3 separate regions of the Homo sapiens genome follow, and regions 1 and 3 are each linked to region 2. The links are chromatin contacts, found by Hi-C in ENCODE. All regions are on one chromosome and are shown on one strand. The core of a region is the stretch at or near the end of the contact, and the rest is flanking DNA. Distances in the headings are between cores, read along the strand shown.

Region 1 (4,537 bases), core at 1,539-4,038, 1.0 Mb before region 2:
ATTTACATGACGTGAAGAGTACTGAAATGGAATATGCAACTAGACAAAAAACTGGTCTCTCTACAGGGGGACTGTAGTGCCTCTACTGGACAGAATGCATTTGCATATCTATAGGAAAAATTATTTTCCATTGCTACAGTTATCTACAACTTAGATTACTTACTTAGAGTTACTTAGGTAACTATACATTGCTACAGTTATATACAACTTAGAGTTATAAAATAACTCAAAAACAATGAAAGGGGCTCGTGTGGTGGCTCACACCTGTAATCCCAACACTTTGGGAAGCTGAGGCAGGCGGATCACCTGAGGTCAGGAATTCGAGACCAGCCTGGCCAACACGGTGAAACCCCATCTCTACAAAAAATATAGAAAATTAGCCAGATGTGGTGGTGTGCACCTGTAATCCCAGCTACGTTGGAGGCTGAGGCAGGAGAATCGCTGGAACCCGGGAGGCAGAAGATGCAGTTAGCTGAGATCGTCAAGATCCTGTCACTGCACTCCAGCCTGGGTGACAGGGTGCTACATCTCAAGAAAAACAAAAACAACAACAACAACAACAAAAACAATGAAAGGCTAGACCCAGATCTTCTGGAAGGAGATGCTCTAAACCAGGGTTTCTCAGCCTCTACATGACTGATGTCTTGGACTAGATCATGTTTTGGGTGGAGAATGTAAACCAAAAATAAAATTCTAAGCCTCCCCCTCCCCTACCCCCGCCAACCATCTAAATGGATGGTTCCTCCTTAGCCGAGGCTCTTAAAATTTTAACCTGAAATTTTCAGGCCATGAAGGAAAGGCAAGGTCGGACATGCTTCATTATACCTCTCCAGCGTGAACATCAACCAGAGTTTAGGTCTGATAAGAAACATTTTACTGCCTGTTCACTCTGAAGCCTGCTAGCTAAAAGCTTCATCTATGTGATAAAACTTTTGTCTCCACAACCTCTTATCGCAACCCAAACATTCCTTTCTATTGATCCTGGGCCTTTAGACAAACTCAACCAATTGTCAACCAGAAAATGTTTAAATATTTACCTATATCCTGGAAGCCACCCCCACTACCCACCCACCACCCCCCGCCACTTTGAGTTGTCCCGCCTTTCTGAACCAAACCAATGTATTTCTTAAATGTACTTGACTGATGGCTCTTGCCTCCCTAACATGTATAAAACCAAGCTGCACCCCAACCACCTCGGGCACATGTCCTCAGGACTTCCTGTGTCACAGGTGTGCATCTTCAACCATGGCAAAAGAAACTTTCTAAATTAAATGAGACCTGTTTCAGATTTTCTGGGTTCACAAGAGCTATCTTGGACATTGGAAGATGTTCAGCGGCATCCCTGGCTTCTACTTAGTAAAGGCCAGTAGCACCTCATCTCCTAGCTGTGACCATAAAAACTATCTCCAGACATTCCCAAATGTCTCCTGGGGTGGGTAGGGGACAAAACTGCCCCCAGTTGAGAACCACTGCTGTAGACCATGCACAGTTTTCCAGTGAAACCCAAATTCTTCCCTACTACTGTAGAGAAGAAGAGGAGGTAATTTCTGCCCATCTGCATTTCTTGGCACGCACCCATGTCTCTGTGTGTGAGATGAGAATCACACCCTAGCTCCACAACAGAGTGGTCACAGTAGCCAACACAGGCAGTATTCTAAATGCTCTCTCCCTATAGTAACCCAACTAATCCTGCCAGTTAAATATGAGTTTCAGGTAAACAATGAATCATATTTTCTTTTAGAATAAGTATGTATGCCCATGCAATATTTGGGCCCTACATATACTTTAAAAGTATCTGTTGTTTATCTGAAATTCAAATTAAACATTTGGGAGGGTTGTTGTTTTATTGGCCAAATCATTTTATTTTATTTTATTTTTGATATGGAGTTTCGCTTTGTCACCCAGGCTGGAGCGCAGTGGCGCGATCTCGTCTCACTGCAACTTCTCCCTCCTGGGTTCAAGCGTTTCTCCTGTCTCAGCCTCCCGAGTAACTGAGATCACAGGTGCCTGCCACGACGTATTTTTAGTAGAGACGGAATTTCACCATGTTGACCAGGCTGGTCTCGAACTCCTGACCCCAGGTGATCCGCCTGCCTCCGGCCTCCCAAAGTGTTGGGATTACAGGTGTGAACTACCGCACCCAGCCTTATTGGCCAAATCTGACAACCCTATCTATAATCAAATAAACAGCTGAGCAGTAGTAATTGCAGCATTGTGATTGCAATAGGCCTCCGGTGGCTTAGAGTCCCTGTTCTGCCTGTGACTGTTGTGCCACATTGGGGACGTCATTTAGCGTCTCCGAGGCTCAGTTTTCTCATCTGTAAAATGGGGACAATATCAGCGCCTTCTTCAGAGTCGCTGGGAGGATTAAATGAGATGATGTATGCAGAGCCGTTAAGACGCTGTTTGGCACAAAGTTCAGGGCAGCTGGTTTAGTTTCCTCGACTTCACTACCTGACCCTCTGCTAACTCCCCGGGTGTTTTCCGGACGGCCACAACTATCCTAGCCTTCTTCCCTATGGGCTGCAAAGGTGGCCTCGGGTTCCGGTGGGAGCCCCAACTCTGGACCGCGATTCGCGAGCCTCCCCGGCGCCGGGCCGCGCCATCCCGGGAGCTGTCCGCAGATGGCAGCACCGGCCCCGGGTCGCGGCGTTCCCGGCGCTCGGCAGGCCGCAGGATGGCCTGGTCCCGGGCCGGGAGCCCAGCAGGCCGGGAGCGGCTGAGGCCACACCCCGCGGGCCGGGCCGCTTCCCTCCGGTGAATCATCGCTCGCAGCGGCGGCGCCCGCAGTGGCCGCAGCAGCGCGCCGGGCCCTGGCCGCGCCCCAGCCGAGCGCAGCGCGGAGTCGCCCCGACCTTTCTCTGCGCAGTACGGCCGCCGGGACCGCAGCATGGCGGGCATCGCGGCCAAGCTGGCGAAGGACCGGGAGGCGGCCGAGGGGCTGGGCTCCCACGACAGGGCCATCAAGTACCTCAACCAGGACTACGAGGCGCTGCGGAACGAGTGCCTGGAGGCCGGGACGCTCTTCCAGGACCCGTCCTTCCCGGCCATCCCCTCGGCCCTGGGCTTCAAGGAGTTGGGGCCCTACTCCAGCAAAACCCGGGGCATCGAGTGGAAGCGCCCCACGGTAGGAAGCGCGCGGCAGGACGCGGGCAGGGCGGGGTGCCGGGCAGGGCGGGGTGCAGGCCGGCCCGCGGCGCGCTGGGGCGGGGGGCAGCCCGGGTGCTGCAGTGGGGAAGCCGCAAGCCAGGACCTCGCAGTCCTGCGACACCTCCGCGCCGCCAGAGCCCGGGACTCTGTTCGAGCGTGGGGGGACTCCCGGGGCCTTCCCTCTCTTCCACCCACCACGCTTTCCTGGGCGGGTCGAGGCGAATCACTGCCCTCAGATCCCACTAGCAGGCCACTTTAGGACTTCACAAAAACTCAGGGTGATGCAGGAGGCCGGGGTGAAACTTTGATTGGACTCTAGCGGGGAGCTGGAAGGGAAGGGGAATCGGGTCTGCAGGGAAGGGACGGTGAGAGGCAGCATCTACCAGACAAAGTCCGTCTCCAACTGGGGTTCTGTCTGTTCATGGAGGGGGACAGGCCATAGCCTGGTCATTTTGTGACTAAGGATAGTCTCCTGCAGCCCTGGGGTTAGATTTATTTTTCCAAAGGGGAGCCAGCGATACCTCCTCATAACATTGACACTGGTAATTAACCCAGGACACGGAGGTGTCTCATGGTTTCCCTGGCGGGAATCACCCGGGAAACCTCCGGGAGCCCTCCAGACCCCCTTATCCCGTCCCCCAGGGTCTCTGACCTCCCGGCCCTGGGACAACTTGTGCTCCCCAATCTACTTGTCCATTCTGTTTCTTGGGGAACCCCTGAGGCTCCTCCTCCTTTGGGACACTTCCCCAGGCTTCCCCTACCACGCCTAGGAAAGCCTGCCCTGAAGTCCAACTTCTAGATTCCTGTTGTGAGAACAAGGCTTCCAGCTCTGCTTCCACACCCAGCAGCCTCCCAGGTCACCTTCTGTTACCCTAAATCCAGCCCATAGGTAGCAAGGGCTGCAGGAAGCGCCCTAGCCCAGACTCAGAGCACTTGGGTTCTTCTTCTTGCTAACCTGCTGGTGACCTTGAACGAGCCATTTAACCTCTCTGTGCCTCCATGTCTTCATCTAAAAGAAAACATGCTGCCTAAATATTTTCTCTCTTTTGTGGCCCACTAGGCCCTGCCGTCATGGCCTCCTTTCAGTCTCTCAAAGAGCCGGTTCTTTCCTGCATGAGGCCTTCTCACCAGCAAGGCACGCTGTTACCTGGAGTGTGGCTCACTCTCATTCTTCCCAACTTAGTCACATGTTCCCTTCCTAAAGAGGTCTTTTCTGACCCTTCTTAGCAGCCACCTCCCCACCTTGTTTTTCTCTGTCACCCCACTCATTTCCTTCATAGCATTGTCACAGTTTAGAATATAATCACATGTATTTGTTCTTCCTACTGAACTGCAGGAATCATGTGTATATTATTTACCAGTATATCCCCAGTGCCTGACACATAAC
Region 2 (4,377 bases), core at 1,546-4,045:
AGGAGCCTCTTCTACTTGTAAGGATCCTGTTCAGTGTTCTAGGCATAAGAGGTCATCTAGAGAAGCCACCTGAAATGGCAGAATAAATTCTTCAGCTTTTTTCCCAACCTCCAAAAGGCTGGAGACCTCCGTGACTAGCTGGCCTGCATTAAGCAGTTTTCCTCTACGTGGAGACAGTGATGAATCCTCCCTGCTTGGAAGGTTGCAGCCTCCACAATAAATCAAGCCCCAAAGAGAGAAGAAGCAGTGGTGATTAAGAGTGGGACCTGAAATCCAAACTGTAATCAGTCAGAGATTTGTCATTGGAATTGGAGATGGAGATGGAGAAATAATGGATGATTCAGGCCCACGGTGGCTGTCTCTAAACATGTTAATTGCCTCAGCTTAAGTGGCTGAAACTGATGATTAGAAAATGTAGAGATGTGCATAGCAGAACTCACAGCCACTGCCTCCCGGGGCTGGCGCACCCAGCTCTGAGAAAGTGGGCTTTCTCTTTGAATGGGAGGGGGTAGGGTGATGCCTTGGCTGGGGGTAGATAGGATTGGTTATCACAGCTCTGAGGTCCTATAAGGAGATACAATAGGGACATGGCGTGCCCCCTCCTGCCAGGTGGTTGAGATTCACAGGGGCTGGTGGTACCTGCTTCACCCACCAAGGGTCACCACCTCTGGAATGATGGCTCCTTTGCTCTGATTCCTCAGGTGATTGCCTGAGAAGTCTAAGGTGAGGGTTAATGCAATTCATCTACACTGGACTTTGAGAATAAAGAAGGTGCCCCATAGTTACAAAATGTCTTACACGTGTGCTGTGCATGTCTTTATTTTTAATGTGTGCGTATGTGTTTCTCCCTCTGTGTCTGCCATCTGGGGTAGTTAGCTCATCTAACTAAATTGAGAGACCAAAGTCATGGTCCATACCCAAATGGGATGGTTTGAGGGAGTTTGTTCTCCACCCAAAGAAATCTTAGTTTGTAACCACAGGCTGCATATCTAATGCCAGCCAGCCATGTTGTAAACATATGCACTTGGTCATTTCAATGCACTTTACCACGTATTTGTTAAGTCTCTCCTAACTGCCATGCATTGTACAAAGGCGCTTTGCAAATGGAAATGAGAAAAGAATAGACGTTGGCTAAGATGGCTTGCAGAATGCTGGACAGAGGAATCTATCTGTATTGGAAGGTGGGAAGAGGATGATGACTCCACAATGGATAGATTATGGAAAGTACCCCTGGGAGGGGGTCAGAAAACATGCTGTGGGGCCCAGAGGTACAGGGGAGGGTGGAGGAACAAGGGACGGTAGGCAGAGCTCCCAATAGAAAGTGTCATTTGAGGCTGGGGACGGTGGCTCGTACCTGTAATCGCAGCACTTTGGGAGGCCGAGGTGGGCAGATCACCTCAGGTCAGGAGTTCAAGACCAATCTAGCCAACATGGTGAAACCCCCTTTCTACTGAAAAATATGAAAATTAGCTGGGCGTGGTAGCAGGCGCCTGTAATGCCAGCTACTTGGGAGGCTGAGGCAGGAGAATTGCTTGAACCCAGGAGGCAGAGGTTAGAGTGAGCCAAGATCACGCCACTGTACTCCAGCCTGGGCAACAGAGTAAGACTATGTCTCCAAAAAAAAAAAAAAAAAAAAAAAGGTAAGTGGCATTTGAGATGGGCCTTGAAGGATGTTTCAAAAGATTTTGATGGGAAGAACAAAGTATTCATGAGAGCCTAAACAATACAAAGTATATTTATATATTATATAAATAAATATATTTAGTAATATGTATCTATATCTCCCTATATAACTGGGTAAAATGGTGCATTTATATCTGTAGCCTTCCCTACTGCTGGTCTAGGTGCCAAATTTCTTCCTTACAGTTACCCTTTAGCTTACAACTTTGATTTCTGATAAAATGAAGTTACCCTTGGGAGCAGCTTTTCAATGATTTTAAGCTCCTTTTACCCATTTATACCTGTGTGGCTGGATTGGAGGTGGGAGAGCTTAGTCTTCCTGCTGGTCACACTTCCCACCATCAGGCCTTTCTTGGTCAGGATCAGTTTCTTCCCTCTTCCCCCAGAGGCTACACTGTCCCTCTTCATCATTGCTAATTGTTGTTTTTCTCGCGTTCCTCTTGCTCCATCCACCATCAGGCAAAATGCCACTGCCTTCTGAGGCTGGCCATTTTTTCCTGACCCTCCTATATTTGTGATAAATGTACATATTCACTTTAGGTTTGTGAGTTACTATAGGAGGATACACAGGGGCCAGAAAAACAAGAGCAGGGCAGTTATGGATTCATTAGAAACCCTTGCAGTATTTCTCCTAGTGGTCCTGCCTTGGGTCAGATGACACATGGGCTGGACCAGCTCTTCCAGTCTTCCCAGTGGCCATCCATGGGTGACCCCTAGGAGCAAGCGTGGTATTCTGTTAATAGTAAGCAGTGCACTGAGGGCTTGTGTCATTTGGGTTTGGGTATAATAAAAAGAGGAGTGCCATAAAAAGAAGAACTTACCAGAAATGGATCTGTGTTGGGGCAGTGGCTCTACGTTGCTGCAGGGAGGGCCTTTGTGTCAACCGTCTGTGAGAGGCAGTGTCCAGGCAGAAGTCAGCTGCCATAGAAGCAGGAGTGGCGTTTTCCTCCTCTAACTCAGGGCCGTGTCTCTGCTCCCTCTTCAGCTGGTGCTGCCAGAATACTCCATCCATAGCCTCTTCTGCATTATGTTCCTGTGTGCGCAAGAGTGGCTCACGCTGGGGCTGAATGTCCCTCTACTTTTCTATCACTTCTGGAGGTAAGTCAGACTGGGACTGGTATATCCTTCGTCTTTTCTGCCAGGGCAGCCTGCTCTCCAGTGATGATGTCACCCAAATAGACAGCTTCTATTGCCTTCCAATCATCCCTTCCTTTCTGGGTCTCTCTCTTTAAAGCCTGTTCCCAAACTGCTCTTAGGCAACAAGTCCAATAAGGAAAGGCCCTTTTTGTTGGTTTCATTAACCACAACCCCATCCCTTGTAGGTCAGTGTTAAAAGCATCTATAGTTGCATTCACAACAGCCAAAGAGTGGAACCAACCCAAATGCCCATCAGCTGATAAATGGAGAAACAAAATATGGTATATCCATACAATGGAATACTATTTGTCAATAAAAAGAAATGAAGTACTGATACATGCTACAACATGAAGCCCTAAAGAAAGTATCAGTGAAAAAAGCCAGACACAAAAGGCCACATATTTCATGATTCTATTTATAGGAAATGTCCAGGAAAGGCAAATCTATAGACAGAAAGTAAATTCATGGCTGCCAGGGGCTGGGAGGGAATGAGAATAGGGAATGACTGCTAATGGGTCAAAGGTTTTCTTTTTAGGGTGATGAAAATGTTCTGAAATTAGATAGTCATGATGGTTGCACAACTCTATGAATATACTAAAAACCACTGAATTGTACAGTTGTACACTTTAAAAGGGTGACTTTTATGGTATGTAAATTATATCTTAATAAAAAAAAAAGCACCTACCAGATGGGCTGGATTTTCTGGGACAGTTATAATTTCATAGATTCTATTCCCTGCTAAGACCATGTGTCAGATCATGTGATTTTTGGCTTTTTGTAAAATAGAGTCACCATATGGACACAGGAGGCAGAGGTGGGGGAATATCTAAATAGTAGAGAAGGTATTTGCGCAGATAAGTTGCCTGCCCTTGACCCTTTGCTGCCAGAGCATTGGACCCCAAAGTGTTTTATCATTTTTATTGTACCATAAAATCTGGCTTGAATTTAGCCACACCTAAGACATGCACTCCTTCATTTAGAAAACATACGGGATACATAGTACACGCCAGGCATTGTGAGGGATTTCACGTTAAGTGTAAAGCAAAACCTTTACCCTTAAGGAACGTACATCCTAGTGGTGGAGGGAAATATGTTCTTAACAGACATATGAGGAATACTGGTAGGAGCATAGAGAAAGAAGCACTTAAATTAGACTCAAGAGTGACATTGGAAAAGCACATTCCAGGGCGAGGGCCCAGCATGTGCAAAGGCCCAGAGTTAAGAGAACACTTGTTGTGTTTGGGAAACAGTAGTTGCTCAGTGAGGTTGGATGTAGGGTTCTTGGAGGGAAATAAGAAGAGACAGGGTTGGCAGGCAGCTGAGAGTATGGTATGGAGGGCCTGAAATGATTTGATGGGGAAGGTGGAATTAATTTATTCTCTAGGTAATGAAAAATGATCAGAAGCTTTAGAAGAAGACAGTGGCATTACCTGATCTGATTTTTAGGAAGGTGGCCTGGGAAGCAGTGTAAAGGATGGGTTAGAGGGTGAAATATTGAGGATGAAATCCAATGAGGGGGTTATGGTGGGAACTCCAGGTGGAGAGGTGAGAGAGCCTTGA
Region 3 (3,904 bases), core at 1,361-3,860, 1.3 Mb after region 2:
ATTACAAGATTTGGGGCTAGGGTGGAGTTGAGGTGAAATTTACATCAAGCAGTGTTTAAAAAGGTTCAAAATAAAGCAGGACTGTATATAAAAACGTCAACATCAGATCTGGATTGTGAAGGCTCCTCTTTCCTTGGAAACTACAAATTTAAGATAAATGTGGAAAGTTGTGTCCAGAAACCCTTAATGGGAAGCTCTGACCTGGGTTGGAAATCAAGAATGCTTCTCTACAAGGCAAGAGTGGGAAGGTTCCCTCTTATTGAGAGAACTTTAAACAGCAAAATTTCTTATATATTCTATGGTTTTTGAGACCAAGGTTTCTCAGTGAATAAGAAAGCAGCAGACCTTCGTGGGGGTCGTTATGACATTATGACACATCACCATTTCCTGTTAACTCTGCAGCTGTACATCGGTGTAGTGTGGGGGAAACAAAAACAAAAAACAAAAACTTTGCAGCTGGCTTTATCTGTGTCTGTTATCCCAGCCTGATGAAAAGCAGGGCAGATTTTTATTTTCTCAGTGGGAGTTAACACTAACTTCATCATGTCTCAGAATAGTTTTGTTTTTAAAAACATAGGTGTGAACTTGAGCTATTCTTACTTGTTCCAGTATCTCAACTAATATTCTTTTGTGTTTCTATTCATATTTGCTATGGTCATGTTCCTTAAGTTTCTGACTGAATCCACTCATTTATATTTCTTTATATATACTTTTTCAGACCGAGTCTTGCTCTGTCACCCAGTTTGGAGTGCAATGGCTCAATCTCGGCTCACTGCAACCTCCACCTCTCAGGTTCAAATGATTCTTCTGCTTCAGCCTCCTGGGTAGCTGGGATTACAGGCGTCTGCCGCCACGCCTGGCTAATTTTTGTGTATTTTTAGGAGAGATGGGGTTTCACCATGTTGCCAAGCTGGTCTCGAACTTCTGACCTCAGGTGATCTGCCCGCCTCGACCTCCCTAAGTGTTGGAATTACAGGCGTGAGCCACCACGCCTGGCCTATATTTCTTGCTTCCGATTTAAAAATTCTTTTTTCCAACATACCTCATGATTAAGATCCTATTTTTTCTGGTTTCACTTTGGATCAATTGTCAGCAAGTTTGAAAACTGTACTCATAGGCCGGGAGGAGTGGCTCAAGCCTGTAATCCCAGCACTTTGTGAGGCTGAGGTGGGCGGATCACCCGAGGTCAGGAGTTCAAGACCTGGCCAACGTGGTGAAACCCCGTCTCTACTAAAAATACAAAAATTAGCCAGGCATGGTGGCGGGCGACTGCAATCCCAGCTATTTGGGAGGCTGAGGCAGGAGAACCGCTTGAACTCAGCGAGGCGGAGGTTGCAGTGGGCCGAGATCACGCCATTGCACTCCAGCCCGGGCAACGGGAGTCAAACTCCGTCGGGGGTGGGGGAGGGGGAGAAAAGAACACTGTACTCATGAAATAAGAATTATTTTCAAAGGAATTAGAATGCAATTATTTTCATGGTCAAAAACAGTTGTGCTTACAGTTTTTAGACTGGATTACAGAGCAGGAAGGAAAACATGGAAAGTGAAAAACCGTATTATTTGCAAACACACATTGCTTCTTCACGGAATCGATCCAAGTCTCTTAAAATTTTGGTCTAGACTGCAGTGTTAACATTTGTTAAGCTTATAAATAGTAAGCAGAGGAAATAGCCGAGGAAAGCACGGATGAGGTGCGGAAAGAACAGAGTTCTAGATCAAGTGCCAACATTAAAATTAGATTCAGGGAAACCACTAAATTCTTTTGACAACTGAACAGGTTTAATATCTTATAGCTGGTAAAAGCTTACTTACTTGAAAGTTCAGTAAAAGCTCACGTGTAACTCTGGAAGTCCCTGGTAGGTTTTCACAAATATGCACGGACAAATGAGACCATCAAATTAATAGTGAACACTTCTACGTAACAGGCCCTAAGAACCCAGGCCCTCAACAGGACACACGTGTGAATGCTTGGTCACAACGACTGACCAGAAGAATCAATTTTCCTTCCCAATCATCCTTTGGCCTGGGTTTGGATATGACATACTTCTCTAGGCTGGGGCTAACAAGGCTGTGTGATGAGTGGACAAAATACACGTCACATAACCATAGTAAGAAGGTGAAGACTGGAGCCTTAAAAATCAGCCGGCCCAACTGCCAGAAGACCATTATATTTACGGATAAAGAAAGAGAAACAAAGTATTTGTAACTGTGAGCGGGACTAAGTGCCTGTAACAGTTTTTTTCTCCCTCTTGGTGGGAAGGCAAAACCACCACCACAAAAGAAAAGCAAAGGAAGGTCTCAGTAACAATTCGAAGCACCTTAACACTGAGGAACTCTCAGCCTCAACGAGTGAAAACCCCAGAGAATAAACGTACCCCCGCCCCGGACAGACCTACTCCGCACCCAGCGCTGCCACCTGTCTGCCTCTTTCTCCTTCCTAACAGGAACCGAAATCCTCACCTGATCTTGGCAGTGCCGGTGGATAAAATCCCGGACGGTGCACCGACCCGAGGCACACCGCACCGCCTTGCACCCGAAGCCAGGGCCGCGAATCCACACCAGCGCCGCGGCCTCCGCCATGTCACCGACTACCCGAACCTCAAGCCTCTCTGAGACACCAGGCGCCGCAACTCGCCCGGCGCCTCTTGATGACGCGAGCATCTTCCAACGCCCCGCCCCTCACGCTTCCGTTCACCCCTCCCCTCCCCTGGGGCGGGTCAAGTGAGCCGGGCGGCGGGGCGGTGCGGGCTGGGGGAGGGGAACAGGAAAGGCCTGGCGGAGGCAGATAAGGCGGCAGAGCACGGGGCGAGGCGTTGCTAGGAGAAGTTGCTAGGGCGGGGCTCGAGGGACCGGCTATAAAAGGCTGGCGCTGGGTTAGGTTTCGAGCTTCCTGGCCGTAAGCGATAAGGCTTTAACTGAGAACCACCTTGTGCTGTAGGCTTTGGCCCTTTTCCTCACATCTGTGTAGTTATTTTTGGGTCGCGGAGAATTGTGGCCCGAGAAGGCTCTGCTCCTTGAGAGTGTGGGGAGAGAAGCTGCAGTCCCGGAAGCGGTTTTAGGGGGCCGCTTCCTTGGCCTAGAGGAGCTCCCCAACCCGAGGGGGCAAGGGAAACGACCCCCAGGAGGCCCCTAAACAGTGGCCGGCGTGGTTTCTCCTCCAGCTTTACAGAGCCTTCTCTTCCCCTCCAGAAACAGCCAACCTCCGGGTTTCTGCCTGCCACGCACGGTTTATTCTTATTTCCGCCTGTTTGTGCACTGCGTTATCTCCACTTCAGCTCTGTTTTCAAAATATTTCACAGCAAGTGGGCTCTTGTGAAAGGCAGTGACAGGAGTGACGTTTATAGTCATGCTGCTTCAAAAAACCCTACCATAACTTTTATTCTGCACCATGGAAACACACTCGGACAGATTTGCATAACGTAACCTTAAGGCTCAGGGAATCCGAAAGAGTCCCTTAATATTTAACAGAATGAGATTATGGTATTTCTAAAACCCTGAACAATTCAAAAGCCACCAGTGTGAAGATAGGAAGGTTATTTGGAGATATCTGTGCCTGCTAAACACAAATGCATCGGCCCACAGAATTGCCTTCTCTGCTGTTAAAATGCTTGGCAAATGGAACTCCTAGCTGAGGGGGTAACAACAAAAAATTCAGAAATCGTTTAGCGGTGGCAGTATGTGCGAAAATGGAATTTCAAGGCCTGGGAAGTTAATAGATTCAGTGGTCTTTATTTCACACACGAGGGAAAGTTGGGGAGAGAAAGGGCCTCCATGGGGATGCCAGTAGATAAATAAAAATTACAAAAAAAAAAATAATAAAGATAGATTGTACTGGCCGGGCGCGGTGGCTCATGCCTGTAATCCAGCACTTTGGGAGACTGAGGCGGGCGGATCTCGAGGTCAG

Evidence for each region. Hi-C counts contacts between places; a loop is a spot of excess contacts on that map. Pooled maps may share reads with other maps.
Region 1: a map with no recorded cell type shows a loop between it and region 2 (3-fold over the local background). The contact joins the promoter of CAPN2 here to the promoter of CNIH3-AS1 in region 2. A Hi-C loop is called at or near these places in 1 of 168 maps with a recorded cell type or tissue (posterior vena cava), 3 of 37 single-sample maps with no recorded cell type and 3 of 50 pooled maps.
Region 3: a loop to region 2 is called in a map of GM12878, with 5 times the contacts of the local background. The contact joins the promoter of SDE2 here to the promoter of CNIH3-AS1 in region 2. A Hi-C loop is called at or near these places in 1 of 168 maps with a recorded cell type or tissue (GM12878), 1 of 37 single-sample maps with no recorded cell type and 4 of 50 pooled maps.

Annotation. Positions count from the first base shown.
Region 1 is chr1:223,709,751-223,714,287 of GRCh38, forward strand. CAPN2 (calpain 2) reads left to right here and starts at 2,789. Exons shown (of 21, transcript NM_001748.5): 1 at 2,789-3,127. The coding sequence starts at 2,891. RefSeq lists enhancers at 2,386-2,435, 2,475-3,426 and silencers at 2,536-2,925, 3,136-3,255.
Region 2 is chr1:224,727,797-224,732,173 of GRCh38, forward strand. It overlaps CNIH3-AS1 (CNIH3 antisense RNA 1), which reads right to left and starts at 2,796. Exons shown (of 3, transcript NR_187293.1): 1 at 2,502-2,796. CNIH3 (cornichon family AMPA receptor auxiliary protein 3) reads left to right here. Exons shown (of 6, transcript NM_152495.2): 4 at 2,666-2,778.
Region 3 is chr1:225,996,733-226,000,636 of GRCh38, forward strand. SDE2 (spliceosome associated SDE2) reads right to left here and starts at 2,611. Exons shown (of 7, transcript NM_152608.4): 1 at 2,461-2,611. The coding sequence starts at 2,580. RefSeq lists enhancers at 293-342, 2,466-2,575, 3,096-3,245, 3,266-3,365, 3,446-3,495 and 1 more and a silencer at 2,636-2,915.